Regions from separate parts of the Homo sapiens genome. Here regions 2, 3 and 4 are each linked to region 1. The links are chromatin contacts, found by Hi-C or POLR2A ChIA-PET in ENCODE. All regions are on one chromosome and are shown on one strand. The core of a region is the stretch at or near the end of the contact, and the rest is flanking DNA. Distances in the headings are between cores, read along the strand shown.

Region 1 (3,675 bases), core at 706-3,205:
GCTGTAATTGTGTCATTGCACTCCAGCCTGGGCAACAGAGCAAGACCCTGTCTCAAGAAAGATACAGTAAAATAAACAAACAAATTTTTGACTGGGAAATGTCTGTTAAAACATCAGGAAGACTCCCAAATTAAGGAAAGGACTATCACCATCAACCTCAAATTGAAAATTAAATCATTTTTCAATGTCTTGAAAAATCATACAGAATCTCTACAAGTCTTGGCTTTGCCTTAATAATAGTCAGTACACTGGCCAACGATGGCACCAAGATTAAAGGAGGAGGTGAGTCTGGAAACACATGAACTTGACCTTCTACAATCGATTTCCTGTGAGGGAGACTCTGGACATGGGCAAAGCTTTAAGCCAAAGATCTGTGATGCTCAAGGCTCATCCAGGCATTGGCAGTGTATTCAATGTATAAAAAAAATTCTTTTATTTCCAATGACCTGTTTTATGTTAATTTTATTGTGATGTAGAAAAATAACTAGTGTGTCCTTCAACTTACTTGCCAAAACCTACTCTTTTAAATATTTTCTCAGGAGAAAAGTCATTTTAATTTTAACTTAAAAAAAAAAAAACCACAACTTTTCAGGTAAATTGCCAAACAGATGTTTAGTGCTTAGAGTCTCAGGGCAGCCTTTGTGTTGTGGTTGCAAACATACCTATCTTCTAGATCAGAGGTCAGGAAACTACATCTCTGTGTCACAAACACGACTGCCGTGTGTTTTTGTAAATAAAGTTTAGGATAACCACAGTCATTCATTGCATATTGTCCACTGTCTACTGTCTACATATATTGTGTACTGTCTCTGGGTGCCTTCCCTGCTATGGCAGAGTTGAGTAGTTGAGATAGAGACAGCATAGCCCACAAAGCTTAAGATATTTGCTCTCTAGCCCTTGACAAAGAAGTTTGCCAACTCCTAATCTAGTAGAGGCAAATTTCTGTTATAAAGTCTGTACTTATGTTTACTCATGAATGCATCCATTCTTTTAGAATAACATGGATCATAGTGTACATAATAAACTGTTCCAAAATGGCAATATGGTTTAGTGACCATATATTATTGTCACCATTTCCCTTATTATGTTAACTTCTATTAGATGAAAATGCTATTCTGTAAAACAGAATTATGAAACAGTATACACAGCACAGTGTGAGAGTCAATGGCAAGACATTGCACACAATGAAACCCAGTGAAATGTGAAGAGGCTAACCGGGAAGTCTCCGTAAGTGCATATATTTCACAGCTGTGGTGCTAAGAGACAGATTGCTTGGAATGCCATGAGTAGACAAAGCCAAACAAAAATGAGAGCATGAGGAAATTTTTCTGGTGAAAACAATTTTTCCTTACAAATTTGAAATATTTTCCCTTTTATGTTATATTCTTTTTTTCCCCTTTTGAAGTAACATGGCTTCATCCTCTGCCAAATGTATTCCTTCCCACCCCTACCCCACTTTTGGTTTCTTCAATAAATAAAAATTGATTCCTTCACCTCGTTCACATGGACAGTTTCACAAGCTTATAGTGCATGTTGAAAGAAGTGTTGGATTGATTTTTTTTCAGTAGATGAAAACAGTAAAATTGTTAAACTGCATTAAAAAATTTTCCATATAATTGAAGGTGAAGGCATCAATAAGCAAAGCACTTTTAAGGCAATACTAAGGTTCTCAGCCTTTGGACTGTATTGCTTTTCTTCTCCCCATCACGGGGAATGAGATCCATTCTTGGCTGTTTAGTATTCTGTAATGAAAGGAAAAGTCACTCCCACATTTTTTGGGGTAGAGAAGGGGTTGTTAGTCAGCAGGACTATCAAACAACAGTAGTCATTGCTGTTGCCTGGGCTTTTGAGGGGACCAAAGGAGACCAAACCGAAAGGTTCTGTAAAGTCTGTCTAAGTGAAAGATGTTGCTGTTATCATCTGATTTAGTCATCGAAACCTCCTAAGAACCTCTACAGAGGTTTGAGATGGGGAAGGAAGGAAGTGAAAGTAAAATCAAGCATTTCTGTGACTATTTAAAGCCACCCTAGCAATAAGCCTTGCATGGTAAAGAGTTGAAATTGAATGAGGCTTTCAGTTTTCTGTGGGTTTCACTGATTCACATTAGCCCAAGGGCTTTTTGTGTCTCCCCATGTAGCAGTAGTTACACCCCTGGTTGGCATGAGATAAAATCCTGCCGTGCACACAGAAACCAACTTCTTAGGCATTAGTCAGGGTCTCTCTGAAGTAGAAGTGCCTGAGCCACTTCCGTTTTTTTATTTTTAATACTCATGATGTGTTAGAAAGTGAAGAAATGCCAAGACAGACTTACAAACACTGTGGTATACTTTTTAATGTTTATGTTTAAGAAATTAGTAGTCTTAACACATGCATTTAAGTAAGTGCAATGTAATTATTTTGCTTTTCAAAAGATTTCAACATAAAGAAGCATTTCTACAGGGTATACTATAGGCAGTGGGACCCAAGTTTAAGGTTGTGTGAGGGACAACTCCCTCCAGTCAGACGAGTGAAAGTTACTGCACATATAATCTCACTTGGGGATGATGTCAAATGTCCATGTCTGCGACCCTGTCTAAACTAGGAGGCTGGGCTAAAAGGCTCCCTTGCCCTCCTTCTCCCAGCTCCCCCCACCCACTGCCACCACTGAGACCAGATCGTAAGTACACAATTATGCCTGTGTGGGGAAGTGGGGAGGAGAAACACAAGGTATGATGGAGAGGTCCATTATGTACTCTTACACAAATATTTTTCAAGTGCATACTATGTGCAGAGGTAAGAAGATAGTACCATAGTTAAACTCATACTTAGGGTTTAAATCCTGGCAGTGTTATTCCCTACTTGAGTTATAAAACTTCTCTAAGCCTTAATTTTCTCATCAGTTAGCTCATTTGTGAGGTGCTTCATTAGTTGTTATGAGGATTAAATGACTTACCCACATAAAGTTATCTGAACAGCACCACCTTGCACTGTGAGCAAGCAGTATAAAAGTTCTTGACCTCAGGGAGCTTAATTTCCATCTCCCTCACTGCATTTTGCTCTCAGCTCTCCTGTCTGCAAGCTGGTCTACCTGAAACAACTGCCTTGCAATATCAAAAGATATCTGATAAAACGGGTAAATATAGCTCCACTGATGAGGACAAAAAAAAATCAGCTGTATTAAGGAAATTCTCTTAAAAAGTCATTAATCTTCCATTCAACAAGCAACAATGTGTGTTAGACACTGTTCGGGGAATGCTGATATTGTAGTGAACAAACCAGGTGTGGTTCTGTACTCATGGGTGGGAAAGATATTGGATACATACATTGTTCTGCACAATGTAAACATTTTGTTGCAGTATGAAGTGCATACAGAAAGTGCACAAATAAGTGCACAGCTCAACTCATTTTCATGAAACGAATGCACACATATAATTAGTACCCAGTCCAATAATCGGAATCTTACCAGAACCCCAGATGCCTTCTTGTGCCTCCTTCCACTCACAGTCACTTCCAAGGGTAAATATTATACTCATTTCTGTTAGGTTGGTCCAAAAGTAATTGCGGCATTTACCATTAAAGTAATGTGCAGTTTTCCTGCACACATTACTTTAATGACAAAAACCACAATTACTTTTGCACCAACCTAATAAAAGTCAGTATAGTATTCACTGCCAGGATTCAAACTCTAAAGTAATG
Region 2 (3,773 bases), core at 905-3,404, 180 kb before region 1:
CCTTTATATTGTTGTCATTTTTTCTGGACATAATTTTTCAACAGTGTATATAATGTATATGCAAATATTATAGCCTGCTTTTACACTCAAAATAATATGACCATTTATTCCTTAAGGAATATCCTTTCCTTCATAATAATTACACTAACAGTGACCAGTTATTGCTGGGTTTCTGAAAATTGAATAATCTATGAACTCATTCTATAGAAAAAAATTTGCATGAACATCTACCGGTAAAAATTGTTTTTATCTTTACTTAAATATACAGGACCTAAAACAAGTACTTTATAACATAAAGATGTACATCTATATGTTATATATCTACATCTGTCTCTCCTTTTTTATAAGGCCTAAAAACAAATGCTTTATTACTTGCAAACCACAACATCAAAACAATTTTATATGTTAAAAATAAGACAACAGGGAGGCTGAGGTGGGTGGATCACGAGGTCAAGAGATCAAGATGATCCTGGCCAACATGGTGAAACCCCGTCTCTGCTAAAAATACAAAAATTAGCTGGGCGTGGTGGTGTGTGCCTGTAGACCCAGCTACTCGGGAGGCTGAGGCAGGAGAATCGCTTGAACCCAGGAGGTGAAGATTGCAGTGAGCCGAGATCGTGCCACTGCAGTCCAGCCTGGCAACAGCGAGACTCCTTCTCAAAAAAAAAAAAAAAAAAAAAAAGCAACAAAACCAATAAAATTCACAATTATATATTGATGAAATGTGACAAGCATTGTTTAGTGAATTTAACTGTTGCTCATTGCTATGGTGCAGATATGTTGCCTTCTTGGTGCCAGTAGGACCAGTGCTGTGAGCTCACTCAGTTCCTATACCACTTTTCTCTGTTCTAAACTCTTAGGACATTTATGTGCACAACCTGAAGGCATCCTGGGCTTTCACTTGGCATAAACACTTCCTTTATATCAACTCTGATTTCCTTCTATTTTCTCTAGCTCATGACACTTCAAGTAGTACCATCTGGTACCAATTGTAATCATAAACACAGATTATGAATTGAGTTCCCAAACTGAATCCAAATAGATCTTTCAGCTGATCCGTAATATGGCTATATTAATTTTTAAATTGATTGAAAGGTAAACAGAAATGTAATAATGTTCCACAGAGAACTTCCAAACCTAGAAGACTTATCATCACACTCCTGTCATTTTGAGAAACACTGATTTATTGAATGCCTCACTTATACCAGGTAACTGAGCTGGAGCCACTTACCCCCTGTAACAACATATCATTCCCATTTCTCAGATGAGGTAGCCGAGGTTTGTAGAGGTTATGAAATGTGATGAAGAACATGGAGCTGTCAGGTGAAGGAGCTGTGATTCGAATCCTGGTCTCTGCCATTCCAAAGCCAGTGTCCTTGGACCATGATCTCACGTGGCCTTCCACAACTTCTTACAAAGTGTTCTTCTCCCATGTGGGGTTTAGCATGTTTATACTGACTGAGACCAGAGTTAGAGATAAATGATTGGTTTTTTCCCTTTAGAGAAAGCCTAGCGTTTGTCATTTATGGTGTATTTATTTGCTTATGAAAATAACCTAATGAGGATGGACCCTTTAAGATATTTCAGTAGATCTGGCAGTAGCCCAGGTGATTGGCAGTAGCTTGCCAGCTATTAAATCATTCTGAATATATGAAGAATTGTCATTTTCTTCTCAAAAGGGCTTTGTCACGTGGTGTAATCCCTGCACACACATTGGCATAAGCAGGAGCTGTCTCTGTGCAAATCCATTCTTGGAACCAATCATATTAACTTGATATTTCATGTTTTGGCCCAATACCATAAACTGGCACAAATAACACTAACCTTGCCACGCACTAAAGATTGGAATAATAAATCAGCCAGCCTGTAATTATATTGGGAGAGCCAGCTTTATTCTTTAGTGAGCAGATTGATGTATCTGTTTAGACTGGTTGCCTTTAGGGCTCTCTGGGAACCTGGTCTGACTTTCTAGTGCCCAGGCAGGCACTGCCCCAGATCACTGCATATATAGGTGAGTTCCCGCTGTGCAGGTCTGTCAGGACCAAACTGGTTTCCAAACCTGGCTGGCTTCTCCGCAAGGTGCATAGCTGTCAAAAGTGAAACAAAGCGAAGGGCTTGGGATGCCAGAAAGACAAAAGCTCATCCATCAGGCTCAGCAGGAAAGGCAGGGGAGGCAGCGGCGGGAAGCCTTCCTTAGCTGTGTGATCCTAGATGGCTGTTAACTTAGCATTTGAGGACTGTCTCAGATAGACACAATTGGACCAGGTAATTCCTTTGTCTGAATTCATGTCATTTCTTCAGCAATGGCAGAAAGGACTTGAAGCAGCAGGTCTAAGTGGGCAAAATAAGACAAAATAAGTGGGCAAAATACTGACTGGGACCAGGGCTAGAGATAAATGATTTTTTTTTTCCTTTAGAGAAAACCTAGCATTTGTCATTTATGATGTATTTATTTGCTTATGAAAATAACCTGATGAGGATGGACCCTTTAAGATAGTACAGTGGATTTGGCAGTAGACCAGGTGGTTGACACCTGGTATGACAAAATAATGTAGCAAAAACATTTCATATAGGGGGAAATATTCCCTGTCTGTTGTCTTGCTTGCTTCCAAGACAGTATGAAGAAGATTATATGAAATATTAATGAGGAGACGGGTAAGTCGGTGAAAGAAGGGGCCTACTCCTGAATCCTGCCATTAAAATTTGCAGATTAATTCCATTGGAATTTAAAACGTATCGTTGCATTGTGGCATCAAGTGTGAAGAGGTCCCGCCTGGATATATGTTCCTTGCCTGATTCCTGAATGGCTTAATTTGGCTTTGCCTGTCTGACTCATATGCCTTCCCCACATTAAATTGGATGGTTTATTTTCTGAGATCAAGTGGGCTATTTTGGCTTCATGGCTGTATCTCTTTGCTTTTGTGGTTTTCTCTGCTGGGAATCCTCTAACTGAGTCCTCACATGCCTGGTGGCTTTTGGGTGCTCTGGTCCCAGTGTTCAAATTGCCTCTTCTCAGAGAAAGGCTTTTCCCCAACTCTCTCTGCTCCTAATCACTCTGTTGCATGTCTTTGTTTAATACTTTAATACTCTAGGATTATGTCATTTATTTCCTTGTCTATTTTCTGTCCCCACCTTCACATGTATGGGTCTTGTTTTCCACAGTATCTTCAGTGCTTAGGACAGTATCAAGTACACAGTGGGCATCCACTAAATATCTCCTCTTATGTAGTGAGCCCTCCTAGAGCACTAACCATGTTGCCAGACACCATCCTGAAAGCTTTATGAATATTAATTCATTTAATCCTTGCAACAAGCCTAGGAGGTAAGTCCTATGTTTGTCTCTATTTTATAGATGGAGAAACTGTTAAGTGACTCTAGAGTCCATTCTCTGAATGACTGCCTTAGGTTGCCTCTCTAGTATTTTTGTGGAGTAAGTGAATGAATGTCTGTCATCATCATTACCTAAGAACTCTTAGAATAATATAAGTTCTAAGTTCAATAGACATAAATATCATGATTCTAAAAATAGAAGTCTTAAATATATAAAAGATATCATGCAAGGTTAAGAGTCACTAGATTCAAGACATCACGGTCGTAAGGGGTAATGGGTATGCAGTCTCATTCTTGGTTTCTAATTCTCCAGAGCTTGTAGGCAGACAGTAGGTTAAATCCTGGGATGATACTGACCGTGAAAGGCAAATATTTTTCTTTAAGTTGCCACAGGCACTGAAAGATTAATCAAATGGCTGGAGAATGCAGGGAAACTCAACAGT
Region 3 (3,468 bases), core at 375-2,874, 190 kb after region 1:
TTCCAGCCTCCCTTCACTGCCTGAGACTCTTTTCAGGAAGGACATGAGCCAATGCAGTCCATGAGAGCTGGCTACGGAAGGGGACATCCTTGCTCCTTCTTACCCCTGCTTATCCTCAGCTGTAATCTGGTGACTAAATGGCTTCTCCTTCCATCAGCAAGGGGACAGTGAAACCAGGCACTGTGTTGGTCACTCTGGATAAAACCCTTAACTGATGACTCCATTGGTAAGGACAAAGCAGAGTGAAATACCTGATAATGAGGTAAATCTCTTTTGGAACCTGAAGAAAGGTGAGAAGTGAATGGGTGTTAGTAGGACGATAAGAGAAGAAAAATTCTCAAAGATGGAAGGAGGAGAAAGTAAAAAGAACCAATTGTAGGGCAGTATTTTAAACAAGTGTTTTTTTCATTTATCAATTAGAGAATCTGACTTTTTTTATTTCTTAAGCCAGTTGTTCTTAGAAAATTGCCATCTTCCACATTTCTTATTCAGATACCTCCACAAAAGGAGAAATTTGGCAGCTTTATATTCTGGGGTTTTGTGAGAAAAATTCATTTTGTCACCCAGAGTCAGCTGCTGAGAAAAAAAAATAGCAGCAGGACCTTTTCCTCTCGTTGTTATTCAAATACAACCCAGTTCTCCAGGCTGACCGAGGAATAAGTTGGAAGCAAGCAGTGAGCAGAGACTAATGCCTTAATTGGCTATTAATATATGGTCACTGCTATTCTTAGAAATAACTGGTGTTTCAATAACTACCTCAAAAATGGAGTTCAGATTTCATGGCTGTGTTCTATCACACATAAAACCAGGAAGAGTTGATGGGTAATAGGTTGGACCACGATTCATTTCTGGAAAGCTCCAGTTACATTTGCTATTGCTGTAAAAAGTCGTGCTTGGAAAGTTGCCTGGTAACCTGATTTATCTTGAATATTAATAATTCACCCATCAGGAAACTACCTTGCCTGTAACTCAGTGTCAAAATTGAACACCTCTTTGACTATGTGGTCTGCAAGGTAATGGTGGTGGGGTTGGAAGTAAATTAGTTAAATGTGGTTAGAGAATGAATCTGATAATGTGTTTATCCAACTTGGGAAGAATTTAGATGTTGTTAAAGGATATAAAGTATATAATCTTAAAGAATTGAAATGGGGATTTCTTTTTAAGTTCTACATAATTGTTACTTGATAAACTCAGATGACGTCTCACACTGAAAGTTCACTAACCACATAATTAATAGGGACATGTATTATTGATGTACTAAGACTACTTAATAGCACTTTGGTTCCATTTACAGAAGGATAAAATAGTCACCAGGCGTGAGATCAATAAATCACAAGTTTTGAGTGTTATATTTACAACCTGAGAGTCAAGTAACTCTTCATCATTGAACAGTCTCCCACTTGGAACTATGAGTGACCTGTTTCAGGTTTGTTGAGTGCCCTTGTGAAAAAATTCTAAGCTATGGAAACCATTATTTTCCCCCTGTGAAATTTCCCCATAGTACTTAGTTGGGCCTCCTTCCCTATGTGGACGCTTTGAGATGTCACAGAGGCAAGCAGTACCAAAGATCATGAAAGATTTGGTAGTTACAAACACCTTGGTTCGCATCCAGCAACTATCTCCCAAATTCAGCTGGGTCTGACATAGCAGCTGAGCTTCCTGCTCAATTTGGCCCCAACTCTGCCCAGACAGAGGACTTCTCTGTTTCCACTAGAACGAGCCAGGAACAAAAACTCCATCCATCTAAAAATGCTTGAAATAATTCTAGTGTTGGGGAAGACAAAGAGAAAATAACCGTGTGGTTTCACTGTAAGGATTTAGGTATAAGGAAGGGAAATGGTGTCAGTCAGGGATTACATCCTCATATGCCACTTGAGGAACCAAATACCTCCTAAGAAACAACCCACATCCGACCCTAAACCCTCAGATGCCAGGAATCATTAAGAGCATTCACCACAGGAGAAAATTTCTCTGTTAAACTAAAGATAAACCACTGTGCCCCAATTCCCAGATGATGGAAATCGGGCTTTAAATGATATAATGAGTCACATTTGCATTCTTTTTAGAAGATAAACAGCCAATTTATTTTTTGCCTTGAATGGCATGTCTTTTAGTAATGTGATTGAGGAGATAAAATAACCAGTGGTAACTGATTAACTATTTTAAGTCATTGTGTTCAAAACGTGTGATATATTAGTTCACTTATCCAGAAGTGATCTCAATGATTAGGAGTTGAGCCAAGGAAATAAGCAAAGCAGCTAAGTGAAGGGTAAGCAACTGAAATACTTACAAACTGAACCCTCTCTCTTATGCTCTGAACTCACAGAAAAGGGCCTTAGAGCACTCCCCAGTATCTATTTATTTTATTTAAGATACAATTCTAATAGCAAAATGGAAATAGTTGTTGCAAAGAGATAAAAAGGATGCTGTCCAAGTCAGGCAACTGAAAGTGGCAAGAAATGACAGAACTGACAATGATAAAAGAAATGGATAAATCAAAATGGCAGGAAAAAAAAATTCATGAACATTTTCTCAGTGTGGGACCATTCTGCGTAGAGTAAAATAAAAATAATTAAGCAAAACACAGATTTGGTGTTCATATTTCATAACCCTCTAATATCAGAAAATATGCGATCTGTGTTAGGAAGACAATTGATGTATCTTAGAAATAGTTCCAACATAAAAGGTTAAGTTATTTTAAATTCAGTCATCTTGAAAATAAGTGCAATGCTAACTCCTCATGTTGTTCTTCATGGATTACAAGGAAGCAGTGGAGTATCACAGTTAAAAGGATGCATATGGTTCCCAACTGCCCAGATTTCAAATCCCAGCTATGCCGTGTGTGACCTTGGACAACTCACTTAACGTCTCTGAAGCTCAATTCCTCCACTGCAAAATGGGTAGTGGTAAGGATTTAATGAGTTAATGTATATAAAGCATTGGAAGAGTACCTGGCACATAGTAAGTGTTAGATAAGCATTCTCTACAAAGATATTTGCATTTACCAAGTACCTAATGTGTGTCAGGTACTGGGAAGGGTGCTGTGATCTTTATCATTATATTTTATAAGATTTTACTACATGAAGTGAAACACCAGAATCTTGCCTTCAATATTCCTCAAGCCCAACGTAACCGGCAATAAAGAGTTATCAACCCTAGTACAACACAATGTAATCCATTATACCTAAAGTTCTTTTAACCTGATTTCTGCCATAGTAATTAACTTTTGTTTCTTGAAACTTTATGTCCATTTTGGTTGGCTACTATTCTATCTCTCTGTGAAATGTTCCCCTCTCTTCATTTTGCATGTATATTCATCACCTCTTCTGTTCAGTTACTATTTTAGACCTCAAGGATCCAATGATCTGGGAACACAGTTCATCTGAGGATAGGCATTACAAGGTAAACACAGTGTTGATAAAAGTTCTGTGTCCCTGATGGTGTCAAGAAGAAATGTGCCATCATTTT
Region 4 (3,474 bases), core at 581-3,080, 220 kb before region 1:
AACATAACAACATGTGAATCATCTACAATTTAAAAAGAAACAATATCAAGATAGAAAAATTGTGGAGAGTAAGATGCAAAAGTAAAAGGGATTAGAAGGAAACACATCAAAATATTTATACAGATTATCTCTGGACGTTGAGATTGAAGATGATTTAATATTTTTTCATGGTATGTTTTACAGTTCCCAAATTCACCATAATGACCATTAATTTCACAGTTTGAAAATATTTAATGAATAAATACAATTTTAAAAGAAGAGTAATAGTGCCTTCTGTCAAAATCACAACTTTTTCTCCTGCACTTTTAGTAGGGGCTACTCAAAGTGAGATCTATGGACCAATGGAACCTTGGAACTTGGGTGAAATACAGAATCACAACCCACTATTAAGTCAGAATTTGAATTTTATCAAGATGCCTAGATAATTCATTTATACATTAACATTTGAGAATGTTTTAGGTTATTTGCAACTGATCATGTCATAACTGTATTGAGTTTGCTAATTACTATCAAGATGTAGTATTCAGCATTCTGTACAAATGAGTTAATATAATTTTAAATATCTTTGTGGCATTGAAATAACTTCCACACAATTTCAGTAAACTGCCTCATCATTTGGATGCAAATAATTCAGAAACACTAGGGTGAAACCTGCCCTGATATTTGCCTGTGCCCTAGCCCTTGCTGCTGGCTGTTTTAACCTCTGATTCAGTGGCTGTGAAGACACCCTGCCCTGTTTCCCTCACCCCACTGCCTCCATTAACTCATCCTTGCATTAACTACCAATGTTGCTTTTGCTCACCTGCTCATCACGTGGATCTGCTCATCCACGTGGATCCACGTGGATCCTGTTCCATATAGTCAAATACACTGTCACTTCTGAGATTACTCAGAGATTTTTAAAAGCCTATTGATCACTTGGTGTTAGGTAGACAACAGTTGCTTTTCAGAGCAAAAAAATTTTCAGAGATTTATTTATTTCAATTATTGAACATTTGCCAGATAATTGATTCATAGGACAGTCCATGACCTTGAAGACCTCTTAATAAAATGGCAAGGGTGAGAGGGATGGGAGGCAGGCAACGTGTAGAAATATCACACAGTGAGCAGATGGGATATGTGCCTTTGACAAAACACAAGAAGGGAGCAATCATAGTGCCCAGGGAAAGCCAGGAAGGATTTGGGGAGAAGTGAAATTCTTCTGTCACCTTCTAACTCCTACTCAGATGAAGTTACTGCCATAGCAGATACATCTGTAGGCTGTACACATATCACTTTTGTCATCTTCCCTGGCAGACTGATAGTTCAATGATGGCACAGAGCACATCTCTCAGGCTCACAAAGGGAGTGCTTAATCTATCTATATTCGTTCAGTGAAGGGATCTGATCTGAATCTTAGAGAGAGAGTTGGACTTGGCCTTGAGGATGGGTGGATGTTCCTTGGGGCAGAGGATGTAGCCTGCACCAAGGCAAGAGGAATAGAACACCACAGTGTGCTTTAATTGGCATCAGCACACCGTCTCCAAACTGCCTATCAGTGGATCAGGGAGATATTTCCATTTTGAAAAGGCCTGTCTGCCAAACTTGGGGGCTACAGAGAATAAAACCTTTTGACCAGCTACCGGTGACAGATTTAAAGTTAAACCACCAGCCACAGGCACATATCAGAATATGGTTCCCCCTTTCAAAGGAAGGGCTGTGATTATGCAAGCCTGCCCAGGAATCCCCAGCCTGTGCTTTATTTATGGCTGGCCCCTTCAAAGCAGAGTGCAAACGTGCTCGGAATGAGCAGGCAGGCAGCACAGCTTTGCAGCCTGGGTACCTAGAGCTTCTAGAAAAGGAAGCAGAGTTGGAGGGCTGCCAAGCCAGTAAGCTGTCTGCAGCATGACCAGGAAGAGGAGAAGCTTGGCTTTTTTGTCTTCAGTGCCTCCTCATCATTTTCTCAATATCCTGTAGCATTTGAACAGGCTGCTGTTGGTTTTCGGCAGGGTGATGTGCATGGTGACATTTGTATTAGTGGCTTCCTGATGACTGCCTTTTGTTTACCAAACCATAACAAAAGGTGGAGCTACTCCAGAAAATTGAAAGTCTATGGGTACCAAGGGCAAAAACCCCATCAAATTTGGGATGCGTGTCCTTTGGCTGCTGGAAAGGGGCCTGTAACATAGCCCTTGGTCACCCACTTGCCCTGTGCTTGGGGCACTGTGCAGGTTTGGCTGGCAGAAGGGCTCTCCCTGTCAGTAAATACTGTGCTATAGGACACAGAAGCTGGAGGTGAGCAGGCCAAAGGGATGCCTGGAGGATCCTGAAATGCTGGTTTTAGAAACCTGCTTCTTAGTGAAGGTAGCCACTCCCTGGGGCTGTATCACCCTGCCCTGCAGCTCTTGAGGCATTGCCGGGCATGCACTCCATGTCACCCGAGAGAAGTTACACCTTCAGGTTCAGTAGAGGCCACTGCCCCAGAAGAAGGGTGTGGAAAGAATATTTGAGATGTGAGACTCTGAGCTGAACTCAGTATGACCTTGCATAGCCGTTTGCTTCAGTCCCAAACCAGCTTCCTTTAACCTCTAGTGAAAATGTTTCCCACATGTGTCAAGTAAGGCTTATCAGCAAAATCTGATGGGACTAAGATGTATAGGAACCAAGGTAGGGAGGAAGAACTTTCTCAATGACTCTTCACCCAGAGCAGAAACTACCTTTTCTCATTTCTCTTTAGTACACTGGAGTGGTTTGACTGTTCAAATATTTTTGGAGCTTGGCTCCAAAAATGCAGTCCCTGACCACAGGGAGCTGAATACAAAGGCTCCCTCTTAGAGAACATGTTTTATGTCCTCCTGAATGCTTTCACATATCTATAGTCCCCATGAAAAGACACAGCCCATCTTGTGAGGTGCCTGAGGTCCATGCTAGTTTCCTTTGATGCATGCAGACATGAAGGAAGCTAACAAGGGTCTTCCGTGCAAGGGACCCAGGACTCTGGACTCTGGGGCCTACTGCAGCACCATGGACACTTGTCTTCACCCCTTCATCACAGGCCTGCAATGGTACTGTCTCTGGTGGAGGAATAGACAGCCTAGTTTGGCAAATTTACTTTCTTCTACCTCTGAGACTTGTAACTCAGGCTTTTTGTGAGATCTTCAGTGCAATATCTTTCTTGGTTTAGTCTAAATATAGTTTTCAGTAGGCAGGAGAATAATGCTTAGAAAGCATACAACTTGCTGATGTCAGGGGGAGAGAGATCTATTTCTATTATATCAGGGCTCCCCAACCCCCGGGCCACAGACCTGTACTGGTCCATGGCCTGTTAGAAACCTGGCCATACAGCAGGAAGTGAGCAGCAGGTGAGCAAGCATTACTGCCTGAGTTTCCTGTCAGATCAGCAGCAGCATTAGATTCTCATAGGCATGCAAACCCTGTTGTGAACTATGCATGTGAGGGATCTAGGTTGCATGCTCCTTTTGAGAATCTAATAAG

Evidence for each region. Hi-C counts contacts between places; a loop is a spot of excess contacts on that map. ChIA-PET counts read pairs that join two places held with the same protein, here RNA polymerase II (POLR2A). Pooled maps may share reads with other maps.
Region 2: a loop to region 1 is called in a pooled map, with 3 times the contacts of the local background. The contact joins the promoter of LINC02408 here to the enhancer-like site in region 1. A Hi-C loop is called at or near these places in 1 of 168 maps with a recorded cell type or tissue (naive thymus-derived CD4-positive, alpha-beta T cell), 1 of 37 single-sample maps with no recorded cell type and 9 of 50 pooled maps. POLR2A ChIA-PET finds 5 or more read pairs at or near these places in 1 of 52 experiments (K562).
Region 3: a map with no recorded cell type shows a loop between it and region 1 (2.2-fold over the local background). The contact joins two enhancer-like sites. A Hi-C loop is called at or near these places in 1 of 37 single-sample maps with no recorded cell type and 2 of 50 pooled maps. POLR2A ChIA-PET finds 5 or more read pairs at or near these places in 2 of 52 experiments (OCI-LY7 and naive thymus-derived CD4-positive, alpha-beta T cell).
Region 4: a loop to region 1 is called in a pooled map, with 7 times the contacts of the local background. The contact joins two enhancer-like sites. A Hi-C loop is called at or near these places in 2 of 37 single-sample maps with no recorded cell type and 9 of 50 pooled maps. POLR2A ChIA-PET finds 5 or more read pairs at or near these places in 1 of 52 experiments (activated CD4-positive, alpha-beta T cell).

Annotation. Positions count from the first base shown.
Region 1 is chr12:67,696,941-67,700,615 of GRCh38, forward strand. No RefSeq gene overlaps it. Among named protein-coding and RNA genes, the nearest start is that of LINC02421, 31 kb to the right of the region's middle. Within about 2 kb of position 1,956, at least 7 of the 41 ENCODE cell types and tissues checked have a DNase peak (open chromatin) inside an H3K27ac peak, as active enhancers do.
Region 2 is chr12:67,517,928-67,521,700 of GRCh38, forward strand. It overlaps LINC02408 (long intergenic non-protein coding RNA 2408), which reads left to right and starts at 2,155. Exons shown (of 3, transcript NR_103861.1): 1 at 2,155-2,265. RefSeq lists an enhancer at 1,816-2,481.
Region 3 is chr12:67,883,908-67,887,375 of GRCh38, forward strand. No RefSeq gene overlaps it. Among named protein-coding and RNA genes, the nearest start is that of LINC01479, 44 kb to the right of the region's middle. Within about 2 kb of position 1,625, at least 2 of the 41 ENCODE cell types and tissues checked have a DNase peak (open chromatin) inside an H3K27ac peak, as active enhancers do.
Region 4 is chr12:67,481,666-67,485,139 of GRCh38, forward strand. No RefSeq gene overlaps it. Among named protein-coding and RNA genes, the nearest start is that of LINC02408, 37 kb to the right of the region's middle. RefSeq lists enhancers at 2,130-2,179, 2,740-2,789, 3,010-3,189. Within about 2 kb of position 1,831, at least 10 of the 41 ENCODE cell types and tissues checked have a DNase peak (open chromatin) inside an H3K27ac peak, as active enhancers do.